Regions from separate parts of the Homo sapiens genome. Here region 2 is linked to region 1. Evidence: chromatin loops called from intact Hi-C (ENCODE). Cell type or tissue: A673. All regions are shown on one strand. Links, peaks and the distances in the headings refer to the core of each region. The heading gives the core; the rest is flanking DNA. Region 1 has its middle 110 kb from the start of LINC02115. Region 2 has its middle 99 kb from the start of MACIR.

Region 1 (9,814 bases), core at 1,229-9,228:
TTTTGAAGTGATGAGAATGTTCTAAAATTAGATTATGGTCATGGTTTCACAATTCCATAAATAAACTAAAATCATTGAGTTGTACACTCTAAATGGATGAATTTTATGGTATGTAAATTATATCTCAATAAAGCTATTATATAGATATAAATACAAATATAGATACAGATATAGACAGATACAGACATCTAGCTCAAAGAAACAAATCACTCCCTGTTTTGGTAAACACCATATTACTGGAGCCTACTAAAGTTTTTTTAAAAAATCTCATTTCTAAAATGAATGCTTTTTCTGAAGTTGGTTCTAAAATGGACTTTTAAAAAATGAAAATAGTAAAGAAATTTAATATTGCATCTAACACCCACCCCTGCCAATAAAGCAAGCAATTTTTTCTAATTTTTAAAGTCAAAAAGCCATTCATTCTGTTTAAAAAGAAAAATTGCTGTCTTTCTGACAGTGTACTTTGTTACCAAGTGTAAGTAAAAGGAAAACAAAAGCCAGCCATATTCAAAGGGACTACATTTTCCCTGCATAGTCTATTAATGCATTAGCATAGAATAGTTATCAGGTAAAGTGGTAAAAATCCAAATGGCATTTTCATATTTTGTCTGTTAGTAGTGCACTGAAGTGGCTCTTGGGAGGATGTGGGGGATGAGAATAGGAGTGAGCAAGAGGGCTTTAAACATCTAATCATCGCCATTACTCATATTGTCTACAGCCTGTGCATGAGATTCAGGCTGGCCTCAGAGCATGAAGACACTATGAAAAGCAAACAAGGGTTTTGATTTTTTCAGAATCTTCTCCTAGATTGAGATCTGTCTCCTGACCCCCAAACAATGGAAACAAGATTCAGGCCAAGCAATTTATAACCACTAACATGGATTCAAAGGATCACCAGGGAGAACTTATCTTTTAAAGCCAGTCATTTCTTTTCATTGTTAATTCAGTTGGCTCTCTCATATCACTCTATGGGTTCATATTTTAAATGTGCTTTGCATATGCACAAGTAAGGCGAGAAATCATGTATGTTGCAGAAATGGCCAGAAATCTTTATAATTCTTCATGGATTATAAAGGATGCTTTAGTGGTTCTGCCCAAGCAAATACTATTTAATTTTCCTTTTAATATGATATTGCAGGTATCATTCTTTGATACAGAAAATTGTATTTCAAAATGTGTCCTTCAGGTAAAGAAGCTAGTTTGGGCACACAGTAACCCAAAGCTAAACACTGAAAATGAAATAAGAAGATTGCAAAAATGGAAACCAGGAAATCTAAATTCCATTACCAGTCTTGCCATTAATCATTAGCATGTGACCTTAAATTACATATTCTTTTGGAGTCTGAGATTCTTCATCTGTAAAATGAGACAGCTGGACTAGCATTTCCTTCAGACACAAAATTTTCTTGACATCCTTTCAGACATCTTTTCTCCTTCTTATTCTTTCCCTCTTCTCATTTTTTTTTCCTTTTTAGGTGGTCTATATCTGCAAGGATATAGGGTGAGTGAACAGACCCTTAGTTCCAAACAATTAGTAATTGAACTCTAGCCTCCATCCGAAGAGTTCAAGACTTTCTATTTCTGTGCGGAAAATGAAACAGAAAACCGACGGTAAGTCAAGATCTTTGTATTTCTTCTCCTTTACCAGTCCTGAGAAGGCCTTCTTAGCAAACTCTCATCCTTACTTTCCAGCTCCAACTTCACATCTTCAGTTCAATTCTCCCTCTTCCTTTGCAGTCTTCATAGCTAATACTCTCCAGGATTTTTGTCAATGCATCCTTAGATAACTCTTCTAGAAGTGTTTTTTTTTTTTTTTCAAATGGAAAAATAGTCCACAATTCTTCCCAAGGCACTGGCTGACTCAGGCTTCAACATAAAAAATCCACTGTTGCCATAATCTGTAAATATTATAATTTATTAATTCACAGATTTGCTGTTTCACCTCTTTTCACACAACTCTTACTAAAATGTCTATCTGAATTTGGTCAGTTATTTGGTTTTGTTATAAGCCATTGAAGGACACAGGACTTACCTGTCTAATTCATGATATGTTCAGTATCAAGCTTGTCATGTACAAATGGGCACTTAGTTCATAATGATACTGAAATAAAAAAGGGCAGTAAAGTTCACAGAGACAAAGCCATGAGGCCAAGCAAGTGTTCTTTGGTACCTAGAGGATCTCCATCCCTCAAGTCTCCCTGACCTAACTCTAATCCCCGAGACATCCAGCGTCCTCCATCTCCCATCCGTACCTGCAACTGCTTCATGACCATCCCTCACCCCATCCAGTAAAAAGGATCTAATAAAGAAATTCACAGTAATTTGTTAAAACACATGACATGGTAAAACCTCCAGAGATATTTGTGAGAACCAGATACTAACCCAAAGAAATAACACTCTAAAAGTGGAATTTCAGGAATTTCCATCAGGTGATCATTTGGGGGATGGAGAAAGGATCTCTCTGGGCCTTCTCCCATTGCATAAACCTTGCCTGTTCCACTCATTTCTCAAGATGAGCTACAGCAGGAGGATCTTGAGAATAAAACTGCTAGATATGTGGCCAGGATCTTCTTTCCAGAGCTTGTGCTATACAATCTGGGTGACAGATTATGATAGTTCCCTTGAGGGTGAGGCTCCATCCAGCCAGCAGATCAGAGAAAAGGTCAATGAAACACAGTTAACTTCCATCTGATAAAATCCACTGGGTTCTCTAAGAGATGAGGTTGAATAGTTGGATCTCACTGCCAAATCCATAGGGGATTTTATAAGAAACAAGAGTCATTACAGAAATATTTCTAAGCATAAAAGCTGAGTGTCACATAGTACATGAAACTCTGGTTCCACAAAGTAGCCCACTTACACCTAAAGTAAGTTTAAGAAATGACACAAATCATATATCCTGTCAGAGAAACAAAGCACATTAACCAGGAAATCTGAGACAGACTTCCGGAAAGAATACTGGTAAACTGTTTTGGTGTTTGTGTGTGTTTTTAATAACATCTATTAACATCCCTTAGAGTAAATGTTATATAGGCATGTTTCATAAAACATCATCCCATGTTTGCTGAAGTGTCAAGAGTTTAACAAAGAACTATTTTGCCTTTATGGCAATATTTGTTTACTATGTGTTTGATCAATTAAGCTTTAAAGTTAAATAGAAATAATAAAATACTAATAACAATTTTTAAAACCCTATAGCTCAATCACTATTTATAAACATTATACCCTCTTCTGATCCTTTTATATTAGCATATTTCATTACTACCACAACATATTCTACATTTGGTATTTTATATTTTTATTAAATCTAACAATCTAAGGAGCATGGTTTATCCTATTAATTTCAAACTAAATAACCAAGAGAAACAATTAGAAAATAAATAAAAAGATTTTGTAATATTTCTTCTCCCCAGAGTCCAACAAATTGTGTAATGACCAGTCCTGTGTCTATTTTTTTCTGCAGCTGGATTACAGCTCTGAAAGCATTTATCAAAAAAAATGGCTTCCTTTGCATTAGGCTATTCAAGGCTTTATGAATTGACCTCTCGGACAAGCCAAAATGCGAAAGAGACCCTAACTCTTAAAAGGATCTACAAACTCATCACCAACTTGTAGAAACAAACAAAATGTCTATCATTATATAACTTTTCAAATGAATGTTCTTCCAATGTATTAAAACTGTGTGATGAGATTATAATTTTGTTTTTGAACCAAAGCACCGCAGCAATATCGAATGTGACATTGAGGTATACAACTTATATCAACATCACTAATACCCTCATATTTTCCCCCTCAGGCTGCATATGTTAGCAGTAAAATATTGTATGCACTGTACTCTCTCTTTTGAGAGCATAAGTACAGTAAAGCTTATCTAATTTTATCTTTTACATTCCTTGCTAAATGTTCCATTTTGTGCTTAGGCTCTTTGCTTCCTAGAATGTCTTTAGGCCATGATGCAGGAAGCTGATATTTGGGAAAATTAAGATCATGAAAATAAAGTGGCTTAAAAGATAAATAATTCATCCAAACAAGGTCGTCTTTCCGCCACCCCCCCCCCCTTTTTTTGAGATGGAGTCTCACTGTGTTGCCCAGGTTGGAGTGCAGTGGCACTATCTTGGCTCACTGCAAGCTCCACTTCCCAGGTTCATGCGATTCTCCTGCCTCAGCCTCCCGAGTAGCTGGGACTACAGGCACCCACCACCACACCCGGCTAATTTTTTATATTTTTAGTAGAGATGGGGTTTCACCATGTTAGCCAGGATGGTCTTGATCTCCTGACCTCGTGATCCATCCGCCTCTGCCACCCAAAGTGCTGGGATTGCAGGCGTGAGCCACCATGCCTTGCCGTTCCTCTCTCAAGCCATTTACAATCAACTGGCCCAAGTTCCTCCCAAGACTTCCCAGATGAAAGAAAATAATAGCTATTGCTAAAAATAATAAAATAAAGAATTAGGCTGAATTTAGAGAAGAAAACTCAAAGACATGGGTCTTATGTACTACCTGAATTTCTATCACGGTGCAAACTAAATATAAAAGAAGAATACTCTTCTCTTGATCCTGAAAGTAAAATACAGAGAAATTCAAAAGAAACCCTAACCATTGATTTCATTTCTCAGTGGAACAATCTCTATGTGTATCCAAAATATTGTGATGTACTCAGAAGTCCCATGGCCTAACTAATGAAACATGAATCACAGATTTCAAGAAGTTCAGCTGTAAGATTCATATGCTCTGGAGAAACTCACAAAACTGAAAACTTGTCTTTTTATAAAATAATAGTACTGTGTTTCAAACCTCACAAGGACCTCATAGCTCAACCCCTCTTCTTTGCAGAAGAGGCTCAAGGAGGTAATTTGTCTATTGAAGATGAAAAAAGTTGTTAATGGCAGAATCAAAACTGAACAGGTCTTCATCACTCCCTCCAGTGTTTTCATACTCATTCTACTCCTTATTGCACCCAAAACAATGTGGTATGGTTTCACAGAGATCATGAAACCACTCACTACCCAAAGTTGTCAAATACTTTCAGTCTTTAGGTAAGAACTGACACGTCTCGATTCTAGCAATAAATCTTGCTTGTATTTCTACAATCTCATGGAAGGACTTCATGTTAATTCATATTATATACTTTTCCAGAGTATTAAATGTGCAAAAGATATGGAAATGCATGTTATTTTCCCTATACTTTGCACCTCTGCCCCACCAAAAAGACTGAAGTCCTCAAAAAGATGGCTACAGCTTGCAGCTGTTGTTCACCACAACTCAGATAAAGGAGGCTTGTGCGTGTGTAAGGATGTGCTACTCAGTTCATGTATTAAGAGAAGCTGCTGAAATGAACTGATGCCAAAAAAGGCATGCTGTCATGCTCTGACCAACTTAATATCATAATCAGAAAATATTCAATTAACAACAACAGATAGCCCTCTGTTCTGAAAATGGTCCCTTTGTTCTCCCAGTATTTGCCATGATAATAATGAGGTCTTTCAGCAGAGGCAGCATCAGTAACGTTCATGTCAGAAACCTGGGGCTCACACATCCGCTCCCCAGCGGTGCGCTCTGCCTTTCTGGACCCTGGCCATGGAATGCACAAACTGTGCCGTTACCAGGCAGCCAGTTAGTGGCCACAGCTAACTGTAACATTAGCAGAGCTTTCCCTTGAAGGAGAAAAACAAAGCAACTACCTCAGAAAATGTGAATACAGTTTTCTCTGAATCAAGCATCCATATAAATCACTTGAAATTGAAAGGTATCGGTCAGGTGCAATGGCTCACACCCATAATCCCAGCACACTTTGGGAGGCCAAGGTGGGCGGATCATGAGGTCAGGAGTTTGAGACCAGCCTGTTCAATATAGTGAAATCCCATCTCTACTAAAAAATACAAAAATTAGCCAGGCGTTCTTGCGCATGCCTGGAGTCCCAGCTATTTGGGAGGCTGAGGCAGGAGAATCACTTGAACCCAGGAGGCGGAGGTTGCAGTGAGCCAAGATCGCACCACTGCACTCCGGCCTAGGTGACAGAGTGAGACTCTGTCTCAAAAAAAAAAAAAAAAAAAAAAGTGAAAGGTATCAACATTCAAAGTTCAGAGTCACTGACCCAAAACTACTGTTTCTGTTCCTGGACAGTTCTAGAGATTGAAATAGTCTCGGACATTATGCAAAAATTTTGTTATTGAGCATTTTTATGTTAAGAGGATTCTTAGCTTTTATATGATTCTCAAAGAGACATGTGACCCCAAAATAATTTTAGTTCTAATTTAAGAACATTTCCCAAAATCCACAAGTTTCCCATCTCCTACAGATGCAATAGGAAGGTAAAAGTGCAAGACCAGTCTTCTACATAGGCAGCATCTGACTGCACTTTTAGGGCTAGCCTTTTGTTAAATCAAGGAGATCTCCTGATGAGCCCAATAATCAGTTAGCCAATAACTGTTCACTGAACAACTACTGTGGGCCACAGTTACTGGCTGCTACCAGCCTACTACCATTAAGGAGAGTCAGGAAAAAAAATTCCAATCATACACTCAGTAGCCAGAGCATCCAAGTTCAGATTTTAGCTCTGCCACTTCCCGGCTGTGACCTTGGGCAGGGTACTTTAACTTTCCTTGCTTTAGTTTCCTCATGCATCGGTGAGGTTAATTATAGTACCTGCCTCATATGCTTATACGAATTAAATGAATGGTGTATGAAAAGCTCTGAGAGAGTGTGTGGCCCCACTGAACTCTATTTTCAATATCATTAGCAAGGATTTGTCAGTCCATATACAGACCTCACATCACTGTGTACAGCTTTGGAAGGAATACATCTCGTCTCTTTCATGTCACTGTCTGCTGGTAGAAAGGATGGAAGAGAGATCCATCAGGGTTTCTGTCTTAAGAGGACCTAATAGAGAGGGCCAAGTGTAGTTTCAGACTTTCTGGGTCAAATGCCACATAATCTTGCCATTTAGAATCCACAGCCTATGGTTGTCAAAATTCTGCTAGCCCAACTCCTTGGTAAACTTGGAAGATTTTCCATCAGTATTCCTAGAAGCCCTATCCTAAATCCAAAATGTTCTCAGAAGGTCCCTGCAGGGCCTAAGTAGTACTGGTGTAACTCTAATTCTTGTTCTGCCTCATCTATTGACTTAACGTGCAGATTAGAAGGAAAATCCCTCAACTGTTTGGTGTTTGGGTTTCTCAGTAGAATTATGTTCTATGAGGATAAATGAATAAATATCAAACAACACAATTATTTCTTTCCTTAAGAAGGGAACGCTAAAAGCAATCCATCTATTTTGTTTTTTGTCTCACCTACTCAGCCTGAGAAAATTTTCTCAATGACTCCTTGTCTCCAAATCACTTCCCAACTTATTCCTGGGTTTGGAACAATTTTTATCCCCTCAATTTTTGAGGGAAAAAACCCCACTTTCTCCAGAGAGATTTAGCTAACATAGTAGAATTGTGTTTTCCATCCAAGTTTGCCCAAGAACCATGTAAAACTCATTTCAGCAACATGTCAAGCAATTTTTTAAAGTAATCATTCATTATAACAATAAACTTACATCTTATATATGCCATTTTATGTACATATATTTGGTTGAATGAATATCCTTTCATGTGTCTCCAAATCTGTCTTTTAAAAATGGAATCCATTCTTAAGAGAATTTTTATGTCAGTGACTCTTCACAGGATATTAGCCTAAAGCAGAGGAATACTCAGGATGCACAAAGTTTTGAACATACTAGTTTAAAATATGCTAGTGGGTTATTTGATCAACCTTTTGAAGCAGACTAGGAAGGATCTTGGCATTTGTAATTATTGGTTTAATATCTTCAGGGAGGTAGGAATGTGTCGATCCTGCTTACTCTATGCCCTGAAGCTAGCACAATGTACAACATACACTAAGCTTTAAATATTTATCTAGTAAAAACATAAACAAATGAATTCCAGTTATAGTTACTGATATGATCACAGATGGAATTTGAATCTGCTAACTTTGAGTTTATATTCTAATTGTAACAGGACTTTAAGGATGAAAAATTACAGAAAGCTTTTAGGGAGAACTTGAGCCTAAATATATTATAATTATGAAGAAATGGTGGCATACACAGCAGGGGCAGCCTGAGCAGTGACTGGAGCATGAGAAGAAACTCACAATATCTTCTCTCTCTGCTCTATTACTCTTTGTGCATCTGCTTCATTCTTTCTCCCTGCAAGTTGACTTTAGTTGATACAGAGCATGAGTACATGAATCATGAGTCTTGAGCCATTTATGCTGGAAGTTGCAAATTTTTGTGTGAAAAATCAGACCTTAACGATGACCTTGAGCAGGATATAAATAACTCCCACAAGCTTAGCGTTCTAATAATGGAACACTAGGCATAAATGGGTTAAATCCTAGTGACAGTCACAACCTCTTATCAGCACCCACACATATTCATAAAACCTATGGCCAGAGAATGGGGTAGCAAAACCTTTGTAGCAATCATATCTAGGATCAACATGTTAGGGTCAGTTACTCTGCATAAGACCAGTAACAACAGCAAGGGCCTACCCAGTAACGCTTATAGGAGAACCAATCTCAAAAAGGGAGACTCTCCTTTACCAAACATGAGAAATAGAAGCCTTCATAGTTCCAAGGGACTTTCTCCCTCATGGAAGTAGATGCTGTCAATCCACTCTTTCCTAATTCTTACAAGTTGAGTTTCTTGGCTTGGATGGTGAGACCCAGATTGATACCTATGCAGCTGCTCTTCAAGTTGAATACTATCATTTGCCATCAAAGAATCTTGAGTGATTAGGGTGACCATATAATTTTGCTTCTAAATCAGAACACTTTGAGAGAAGACACTATTAATAATTATACTGGGACAACAGATGTAAGCAGAGAATGTCCCAGGCAAAGTGGGACATATGTCACTTTATGAATAATTCACAAACTGGTATTCTCTGTTTCCACATCCACATGGAGTAACATGATTTTAGTTGATAGCTTCGAGTTTGTATGTTCTCGGGTCCAGGTCCTTGTGAGACAATAATTTCTCTCTTTCAATCCCAATTCCAACAAACCAAAAGACCAATTACTTGTGACCAAGGAGATGAGGTCATATTATACACACATATATAAATAAACCCTGGGAACTCTGCAGCCCTAACACCGTGTGTATTTGTTTTTTGGAGTATAGCGTGGGGAAGGAAGGGTTACAGTTCCAAAAAAAAAAATAAATAAATAAGTTTTTAGGAAGCCAGCTGTTGGGATTTTATCCTGCTTACATAGGTTTAAATACATAGGTGTAGAGAAGACCTAGAAGCCAAAGAATTCCCATCAAAGTAACTATACAATTTAATGAGCTAGCTTGCCACAATTCTATGGATGCTTGAAGAAGACACAAGGTTCCTATGTCAGAGACAAAGAATTTTATTACTCATAGCAAAAGCAGTCACTACCCACCACTACTAAGCTGTAGCCCATAACACTGTTTCCAGCTCTGACACCAACTGGCTGTATTATCTGCAACAAGTCATTTGGCTTTTCAGATATTTAGTCCTCACCTTTATTTTTGCACTAGGTAGACACGGCCCAAAATAGATTTCAAAACTATTTTAAGCAACAGTTCTTGAGAAACTATTATTTTTACTGGGCTCATAAGAGTAGAATCAATTACCCCACATATTTAAAAGGTTACTATGTTACACAATAAACTACAATTTAGTTTGAGATTATAAAGAAGGTATCTGTAATTAAAAGTTATCTGTAATTAAAGTTATAAATAGAAAACAAGATAAAGTGGGCATTGTTCAAATAACACTGGATTCAAAACTTGACCTTTTGTAGA
Region 2 (9,814 bases), core at 557-8,556, 71 kb after region 1:
TCTTACTCATAAGTGGGAGTTGAACAATGAGAACACATGGACACAGGGAGGGGAACATCACACACCGGGGCCTGTTGCGGGGGTGGGGAGCTAGGGGAGAGATAACATTAGGAGAAATACCTAATGTAGGTGACGGGTTGATGGGTGCAGCAAACTACCAGGGCACATGTATACCTATGTAACAAAACTGCACGTTCTGCACATGTAACCCAGAACTTAACGTATTTATAAATAAAAAATAAAAATAAAAATAAGATTCTTCTGGCCTAGTTCATTATAGATGCTTCTTTTTTAACATCCTAGATGTGCACTTCGAGGCCCACATCAGTTGAGCAATCTAGGGTCATTATTCTATATACTTTGGGAGATACTCCAAGAAATAAGACTTTGTAGGAATTAATCCTTCCTTCTTGTCTACACTACTCATCTGGCCTCTGTGACTCACTGGGAAGACATTCCGTGAGTTCAAACAACTGGTTAGTAATAATTATTAATTGACCAATACTTAAGTCCAACAAATTGACTAGCTTGAGCATGCACAGCTGGCCGCATGAACTCTCCCAAAGGAAGTTTCCCTGTTGGATTTTCCAAAAATTTAAGGCATTTTTCTGGAGAGAACCATGTGTCTGGAGTTTATTTTCTCCACCATTTCAACAAAGCCTATATCTGCTAGACTTCTGGGCAACAAGAATACAGTATCTTTCCATGCGTCTGTGTCTGTCCAATGTGATTCAGGGATGAACATGGCTCTGGAATGTCTCTTCATCTGTGTCTCCATGATGACAACAGCTGAAGTAAGACATTAAGTCAATCAGCTGATTGTTTTATTTAAACAACCTGAGTGATTTGGGCAGATTTTTCTTCCTCCTTGCCTTGCTGATTGTTTGGAGACTGTTTCAGTAAAGACTTCACGAAATGCAAAATTAAGAATTATAGATGTGATTAGCTTTAATATGATTGTGAAAGTCTAGCTAAAACTGAACTAAACATTACAAACAGTATTTGAATAAACATAACACCAAAATGATTACTATAGAAAGTGTACTAAAAAGGAGAAAAACCATATCGATGAGACTATTTTGTGTCTAGTCTTCCATGTAACATCTTTTAAAATTATCTAACTGTGCTCACTTCTCATGGGTGGCTGTTTGACTGTTAAGGTGGTAGTCCAGTAAAAGGGCTACCAACTTTACCGGCCCACTCTAGGCACCACAATCTTATCTGTATTCACAGACATCCAATTATTCATTGAGGAAAAAATAAACTTCATTGAGAAAACTCTATTGACTATATCTAATGATGGTGATGATCATGAAAATTATTATGTTGGTTAATTTTATGTGCCACCTTGACTGGGCCATGAGGTACCCAGATATTTGGTCAGACATTACTCTGGGTGTTTCTGAGACTGTGGGATGAGATTAACATTTAAATCAGTAGACTGATTAAAGCAGATTGGCCTCCAAAATGTAGGTAGGCCTCGTTCAATCAGATGAAGGCCTGAACAGAATAAAAGGCTGGCCCTCCCACAGGAAAATCCTCCTACCTGGGTGCCCTTAAACTAAAATATCATCTCTTCCTGATTCTACAGCAGCTCCTGGCCTTCAGACGCAAAACTACAGATTTTGGACTTTCTAGCTTCCATAATTGTGTGAGCCAATTCCATAGATAGATAGATAGATCCTATTAATTCTGTTTATCTCAAGAACCCTGACTAATGTGATAGCTATCCTATATTGAGTACTTATTGTGTGCCCACTACTGTGTTATAATCATTACTTCTACCATCTCACTTAATACAACAACATATGAGTTGTATTTCACTCACTATACCCATTTTATACATGATGAAACTGATTCAAAACAGGGAAATTACATTATCAAGTTTGTTGAACTAAGTATAGAGCCAGAGCCTGAAAGCAAATACATTGCTCCCAATGTTTTATTTTTATATATTTATTATTATCCTTTTTATTGTGACAGAAATTAGTAATCCTCATCAAAGATCCATATGCTCCTCTACATTTCCAAGCCTTCTTTGTAGTTAAATTGAGCCATGTGAATAGTGCTGCCCAATGAAATGTGAGCATATGTGACATGTGACCTTATGGCCCAAGGCAATTTAAGAGCTGGAGTGCCTCCATCATTTCTCTTCTGCCTGCTCAACCCTGGAGGACACCTCTTCCATCTGGAATAGGAAAAGCTGAAAGAAGCCCAGGTTTCAGAGTCATGCCTTGGATGAGAGCCACACAGCAAAGTCATTTGAGCCACATCAAACTTTAATTATGAAATAAACTTTTATTGGGCCAACCCACTGATATTTTAGGGTTGTTAGTTAGCATGGCATATGGTATACCTATTAAACTTTATACAAACATGAAATAATGTTTCAGTGATAAGCAATTGAAACATACAGATAAATTTGTGAACAAAATGTAGCATAGCAAGGCTTTGGAAGCAGGCTACAAAATTCAAATTCAAATTCCGGTAAGATTAGAACTTGGCCAAGTGACCGACCTTAGAGGAGTTACCTAGCCACTCTGTGCTTCTCACGTGCAAAACAGAGATTATTAATAATAGAGCAAGTGGTTGCGATGGTCAAAGGAGTAAACATGCCTAAGGCTATATGATGATATATATTAAGCATGTAAAAATATGAACTATGTATATTCAAAATAATTATCATTTGTCAATATAAAACAAATGTTTTTATTATTCACTAAAGTTCATTAAATAAAGAATGAACATGTTTAATGATACTATACAGCCAACACAAAATTAGATTCTGGGAATACAAAGATGAATGAAACATGGTTCTATTTTCAGGGAGTTCACAACCCGTTAAAGTATTGAGCCATGTTAATGTGATTAAAATTTAATAAGCACCATAAAGAACCATTTTCTGAGGTTTCATAACTATGTATTGTTCATGAAAAGTATTTCATTTCTGGTGCCTTTCAGACTGCTATTTGAAAACTTTTGGCATGAATAACCTAGTCAACATTACTGATGTGGAAGAAAGGACATCGGTCTCCCAGTTCACTCCCTAGCTCCTGTTTGTCCTCTCTCCAAGCCATCCCCTAGGCTGCCTCATAGATCTGATTAAGTCATTGTACTACTTGAAAATCTTTGTTCTATCTCTATTGCCTATAGAATAAAGTATTGTATAGACTCACCTGCATGCCCCAAATTATCTGCAGCTAGCATCTTCTTATGTAGAAAAAGAATGGGTGAGATGAGGTAGAAAGAGAACTGGGGTGGAAACCCTGAATACAGTCCTGCTTCTTAATGTCTTTGTAACCTTGTGGGGGAAACTTCTCTGAGTCTCAGATTCCCCATCTATAAAAAGGAAATGTGTCTGCTCTTTGTATCTAACAATTTTGCTGTGAGAGTCAAATGACAGCATAAGTGTGTAAGTGATTTATCATTTATAAAGTATTAAGCACTGTATATAAGGTAAGGCAATCCTTCTCAAACTTTAGTGTAGGGAAAATTTCTCCTGGGGAAGTTGCTAAACACATATTCACCCAGGTGCTTTCCTCAGAGAGACTCTTTATTCACTAGGTCCAGGATAGAGACAGGTGATTTGACTTTATTACCAAACACCCCAAGTGGTTCGGATATAGGCCATCTGTGGGCCACACTTTGAAAACTGCTGATGTAAAGCATCACAAATTCCAAAAGGAAGAGTCCTAACGTAAATGTCTTGACCCAAGAAAGATATATTTTTATCGGTATCTACCCTTCTATTTTTATTGTCATTCTAAAAATGGAAATTGTTGTCAGACTACTAGAAAACTGGAAACAGACATATTTATTGAGAGGCTCAGAAACATTTGCTGAGAGGCCCAGAAAATTTCACAGGCTTTCATCTTCTCATTTTAGTCCTTGGAAAAAAGTAAAAATACATAGCTTTACTCCAAATTTAATGATAAGGAGACTGAGGCTCAGATGTTGTAGAAACAAGTTTCAAATCACTGGTGCCATCTGGAATGGAATTTGAGAACTTTTAAAGTCTGAGTATAAACCCCTCTATTTTCCATTCCTTATGATTGCCTTCCAGACAGAGCTAGAGTTGGCCAGAAGCCAAACTCTGTGAAAGCTTCGTGGGGTGTAAAGGTGGCTGTTATCAGTCCTGATGAGCTTCAACTCACAAATCAATATTTTCCCATTACCAGCTCTGTCTCCACACATTTTTGTATCTGAAACATTGAAAATATCACCTCTGTTAAAGTGATTCCTCCTCTATATTGACCACACATGACCCAAGGCAGCTCACATGTGGTGGAATGATGGCTGCAGCTGGCCCTAAGAGAGCTATCCCAGTAGGAAATTAAGAGGAAACTGATGGTGATAATATTCAGTCACCTCCTTTAGCAGAAATTCCAAATAAAGCTCCATTCTATCTCAATAGTGAGAAATGTAAATAAGGAACTGAGTGTGTGTGTGTGTGCGCGCGTGTGTGCGAGTGTGCGCACACTTCAAAGCATTTACTGAAAGCCCTTTGGCAAAGACAAAATTAAGCAATCTAAAAATCTTAACTTTTGTCACCCAACTAGCTTGCTCATTGTTCTTGGTTTTTGTTTATTTGTTTCGAACTACTAATAAAGGAAATGACACAGGATGATATGGTTTTCTGACCAAAAACACAGATGTCTTAACAAAAAGAGAGCAAAATTTACATCTCGAAACTAGCTTATCTTAATATTGCAATTAATAGCTCTCATAAATCACTCTAAAACTCAGAGGTGCATGATATAGAAAAAATAATTTTTATATACAAAAATCATAAGGGCAAGATATTTTAAGTCCCAATAAACCTTTATTTAAGCCAAGCATTCATACTTTTATTTACTCTTTGGTGCCTGCTTGGAGCCAATCACTTAGTATGCATTAATAGAAAAACTTTCAGGAAATGAGGCAAAGGAAATGAAAGTAATGAATGAATGAAAAGGAAATACAGAAAATACGTTAAATATAGGGAAAAAAAACCGTACACCATGCTATAGCCCACTATCCACAGATTTAAAAAAAAAAAACAAAGCTACAACAGATGTGCAGAAGAAACAGAAATTTTTACTTGCGCTAATCTGAGCTGACAGCTGCTATTAGGGCTGACTCTGTAATACTTCTGTCATCACTTCTAAAAATTTGCTTTTCAAATGTAGAAAGGGGAATTTGAAAATATGAGAGGGAAACTTTAGGGATATAAATTTGGCTGCTGTTGGTCCTGATTTCATCACCTTTTAAACTCTCAATATTTTTCCATTATTGAGGGGCTGCCTCCAGACATTTTTGTATGGAACCTTTGAAAATATCACTTCTATTGTGGTTATTTCTCTTCACTATATTGACCACATTTTTGAAGGAACTCATATGGAATTTTGAAATTCTTGTGGTGCAGGTAACTTCAAATGAATATATTTCAACATGTAAAAGGTCTGTTGACTCCAACAAAGGGAAATATAATGAGAAAATAAATAACACAGGCACTACAGTGAGAGATAGTCCCGACTTAAATAACACTCCCATCACTTTGTGACCTTGGACAAATAATTTAATATCTTTGATCCTCTATTTCCTTCTTTGCAAAATGGGGGTAACTATAGCATCTACCAACATCAAGGGTTAAAGACTATACGCATATGTGTGTGGATATATGTAGATATGGATATATAATGTGCATGTTTGTGTCTGCATGTATATACGTATATGAATGGCTTAGAACGGTACCTAGCATATCATACACATTCTTTAAGTGTTAGATACTGTTGTTACTGTTATTTATTATTAATATTATTACAAAGCTACCATACAACTTAGCCTACGGAACAGACTGGGGCACTGATTAATTCAAAATCTGTGTCTATGGAAAACTTATGAGAAAAGCCCAATTAAGAACATTTCATTTTTTTGCACTGAGGATTGTTTTGAGGAAGTTTAATGTACTGAATGGACTGTTTGGTGTTGAGTGCACACATGGGAAATATGACCATGACTCACCTTGAAGCTGTTCTATCAAAGTCAGTTCCAGCCACAAATCAAACGACATCAAAAATTTTCACAATTTCACATTCTATTTGTGCCAGTCAGGGGGATTTGGTTGGGTTAATTACTTTAATGACACATTTTAATTTGTGCTCATCTAGTATTTAAGCATAAGAGAGGATTCTTTGCTGCATTTTTTGGTGAAGCTTCTTCAGAGGCTGAGGCTAACAGGTGTGGTTTTTCAAAAACTAGAAGGATTGTGTTTTTAGCCATTTTTCTAGAAACCAAAGAGCCATTTTTTTTATCATGAGTAATCTAATTTCATTTTTGTTTTTACTAATGAAAATAGGCATAGGAAGTAAGCACAGCAACAGGAGTGCTATTCATTCTTTCCTCAAAAAAAAAAAAAAACCCTCAACTCTAACACGCCCTCCTCTAAATAGGTCTAACTCTGTCCTTTCTCATTTGTTAAACATTGATTTTTTTCAGCATTTAATGGAATGAAAATTAAGAGGGTCATGTAGTATTTTTTTAAAAAATCTCCACTTTCAGCTCCTTATTTTGATAAAATATGTTTTCAGACTTCAACATTAGCAATTATGTCAGCTCTAGCCTGGGAAGAAATATTGTTTTTCATTACCTCCATGTAAGTCCACAGGGGAAGGACTAAGTATAAGCTTTTATAGAGACTACCAATTGTGTGAATTCTTGTATAGCTTTTTACATTTTTCAGAAACTCAATGGTAAATTTTCCCGATAAATATTTTGAAGCAGGAAAGCCATATCTTTAAATCGAGTGTAGATAGTATTGAGGTTAAAATTTTAACAGTGACCCTTCATTTGCCTTGTCATTTTAGATATCTCAACAATGCATTAATTTAAATTCATTAACAAAAACGCAACTGAAATGCACAGGATAATAATAAGGGAACTGATAGCATTCTTCCTGCCAGATAAACGTGCCTCACAGAAGGCTTAACTGTCACATACCTACAGTTTCAGCTGTTTGAGAGAGTTTTGATAATAGCATGAATGTCAAAATTCAGCTGCCAACACTAAGCTGTCAGCTTTCAAAATGCTCTATATAGTGTTTGTCCCTTAGGACATAAATTCCAAGAAGCAACTGAGCTGCCTTACAACTTGACAGCTTATCCTAGTTCCAAGAGAGCCTTGGATCTGTGCAAATCTAGGAAATGTAACTGCAGCTCTGAGATGAGGAGATGTGATTGGAGCAAAACCTCTTAGAAAATAGCACAGAGGCCATTTGGGTGCTAGATATTCAAACGGCTTTTGAGGCCTCTGGATAATGGAACTAACTTGAGCTACTCTAGTTGGATCACAGCTGGGCAGCAAGCACTTACTGCTTCTGCCAAGATTCTCAAGGTGGAAAATGACATCCAGGGACCAGCTCCTTCCTCCACTGGTGACCCTGGTAAGTAGAAGCAATTTCCCCAATTATGACTGCAATTTCTCATCAAGCATTACATAACCCATATCATTTCATCTTCCTAAAATAAATTATTCATGTCATTTGGGAATTCATCTGGGAGCTGCAGGTCAAATACCACATTTGTTGCTAAATTACTGTTAACTTTTTTTTTCTGATTAGCTGTTTACACAGAATATTGCTTGGATATAACACATTTTCCTCAGTGTAGTTTTTCTGAAAAAAATAAATAAATAAAACACATCTGTATTTTCTTTTGAATCCCCAAGGTCAAGTTAAGGATTATCAGTTGCCCTAAAAAAAGTGCCATCCTCAAAAAATCACATCATATACAAAAAATTCCTCAACTGATATGATCCCACCAAAGTCTCAACTACATGAAATGGCTATTCTATGAAGACAGTATCCACAGTGTGATGGAAAGCAGTCTGACTATGACATTTGTATCCCAGTTCCTCTACTTCCTAGCTGCATGACAAGAGGTAAATTATTTTCTTCTCTTGGCCTAACTGGTTTCGTCTCGAACATAAACATATTGTTAGCGCCAATCTTGTGGACTATTGTAAAAAGTAAATTAATACACATAGAGTGTTCAGGCCAGTGCTAAACATCCAGTAAATGCTTGCTAAATATTAACTTATTTTTTACATTTCTAAAATAATTGTTGCATTATTCTGATTTGATCTTTTGGAAATTCATTATTTTTTGAAAAATGATTAATAAAGAAAGTGAGTCAGCCAACAGTGCAATTAATTACATTACTCCTAGAATGTGTCTCGTTAATCTAACCACGGAATGCAGCCAGTCAAGAGTTGGTAAACTAGATGTCCATGCATGTGCCTAGGAAACGGAGAAGTTGGTAGCTTGCTAGGGGAAGAAAAATATTTGAAAAGCATCGCAAACTGCTGAGTTCCAGGTCCTACCTACCCAGCTACATATCCTCTGAGGGCCTGACCCAACCATCCTATCTCAAGTAGCTCCTGTCATTTTTGTTATATCACTTATTTTCTTCAAAACATGCATAAGTATCTAAGATTATCACTTTTAAAATTGCATTTGTTTAGTCCTTTATTTACTGACTCCCTCACATATTTTTCACGCATTTCTATTTCTACTTCTCTTTCTCATTCACCAAATTCACAGCAAAACATTCCTAGTGCCAATTTGTTTCTCACCACTTTGCAAAAAAGCAGCAATGCATGCAGCATACCTTTGCAGTGTTCTCCTGCTTCCCATGTGAAGCATCAATGCGAATATGCATGTGACATCAGAAGATATAGGCTCTTATCACAGGAACCAGAACTGTTACAGTTGTCAAACATCATTGTCAAACTCCACCCTTATGAGCCCACCATTGTATAAATGGAAGGATAGTTGTAAAAATGGTAATTTCAGTTTTTGTCTCTTCTTTTCAGGTGTTGAGAAATAAAAATGTACAGTCTAAAATAAAACTATATTTTATGATATCCAATTGGGACATTTATCCTTAATAAATTAATTAATAAAAGTTACAGGCAAAAGAGTAAATATTGGCTCTTTAAACATAAGAATCTCTAAGCATACTGGTCCCAATTCAAGAAATCTAGCGATGCCTCTGTGTCATGGGTGCCTGTATTTTCCATCTGCCACAGACTGGCTTCCTCTTTCTTACACTAGAGGATAGGATGACTGTAAGCATAAAAGATAATCTTTGCCCTTAGATTAAGATGCAATTATTCCATGACAACTGTGACAACCAAAATGAGGTCTAGTTTGTTGGTTCACACAGAGCATTCTCATTTTGAGTATAGATGCATTCAGGCAGTTCTTTGCATTGAAATTACTGATAGCTTTTATTTGCAAGAGATCAAATCTAGAAAATGTTTCTATAAGTATCACCTTCCACTTGGGATCAGCAAAGATCCCTTGGTGGTGTTAAGGTGGCAGATGAAAGATCCCAAATGGGTTTAGTCACATGTCCGGTGCCTTAACAAGGATGGCTGAAAGGGGACTGTTAACCAAATCACCTACAAATAGCCTCTCCAGCATGGCAGTCTCAGGGTAGTAGACTTCTCACATAACAGCTCAGAGGTCCTATAGACTATTCCAAGAGATAGAAAGTGGAAGTTACCAATATCGAGGACAGCCTCACTTCTGCCATACTCTTTTGGTCAAAGCACACAGAAAGCCCTCCCAGATTCAAAAAAGGGGGACATTGATATCATACTCCCACCTCTCAATGGGAAGAGTGTCAAAGAATTTGGGGGTGTCTTTACTCTCCTATATAATCATTTCCATAGTTTAAAAAACAACTAGACAGTACCCGCTAGTAAATCAGTGAAATATGCCTCTTTTGGCATATGTAGTTACATAACTTTATTTACTTACTTATTTAGAGAC

What was found. Peaks named below come from ENCODE experiments on the same cell type or tissue, not always from the same donor. Only the 100,000 strongest peaks of a DNase experiment are listed, where the experiment ranks them.
Region 2: it touches region 1 in a loop (4-fold over the local background); 2 of 110 quality-filtered maps call a loop at or near these places.

The regions. Positions count from the first base shown.
Region 1 is chr5:103,424,285-103,434,098 of GRCh38, reverse strand. It overlaps the pseudogene PDZPH1P. Among named protein-coding and RNA genes, the nearest start is that of LINC02115, 110 kb to the left of the region's middle. In A673, for the core only: no CTCF peak of the experiment used is centred there; a DNase peak (open chromatin) is centred at 5,558.
Region 2 is chr5:103,353,071-103,362,884 of GRCh38, reverse strand. No RefSeq gene overlaps it. Among named protein-coding and RNA genes, the nearest start is that of MACIR, 99 kb to the right of the region's middle. In A673, for the core only: no CTCF peak of the experiment used is centred there; DNase peaks (open chromatin) are centred at 4,084, 4,454 and 4,984; H3K4me3 peaks cover 823 bases; H3K27ac peaks cover 3,384 bases.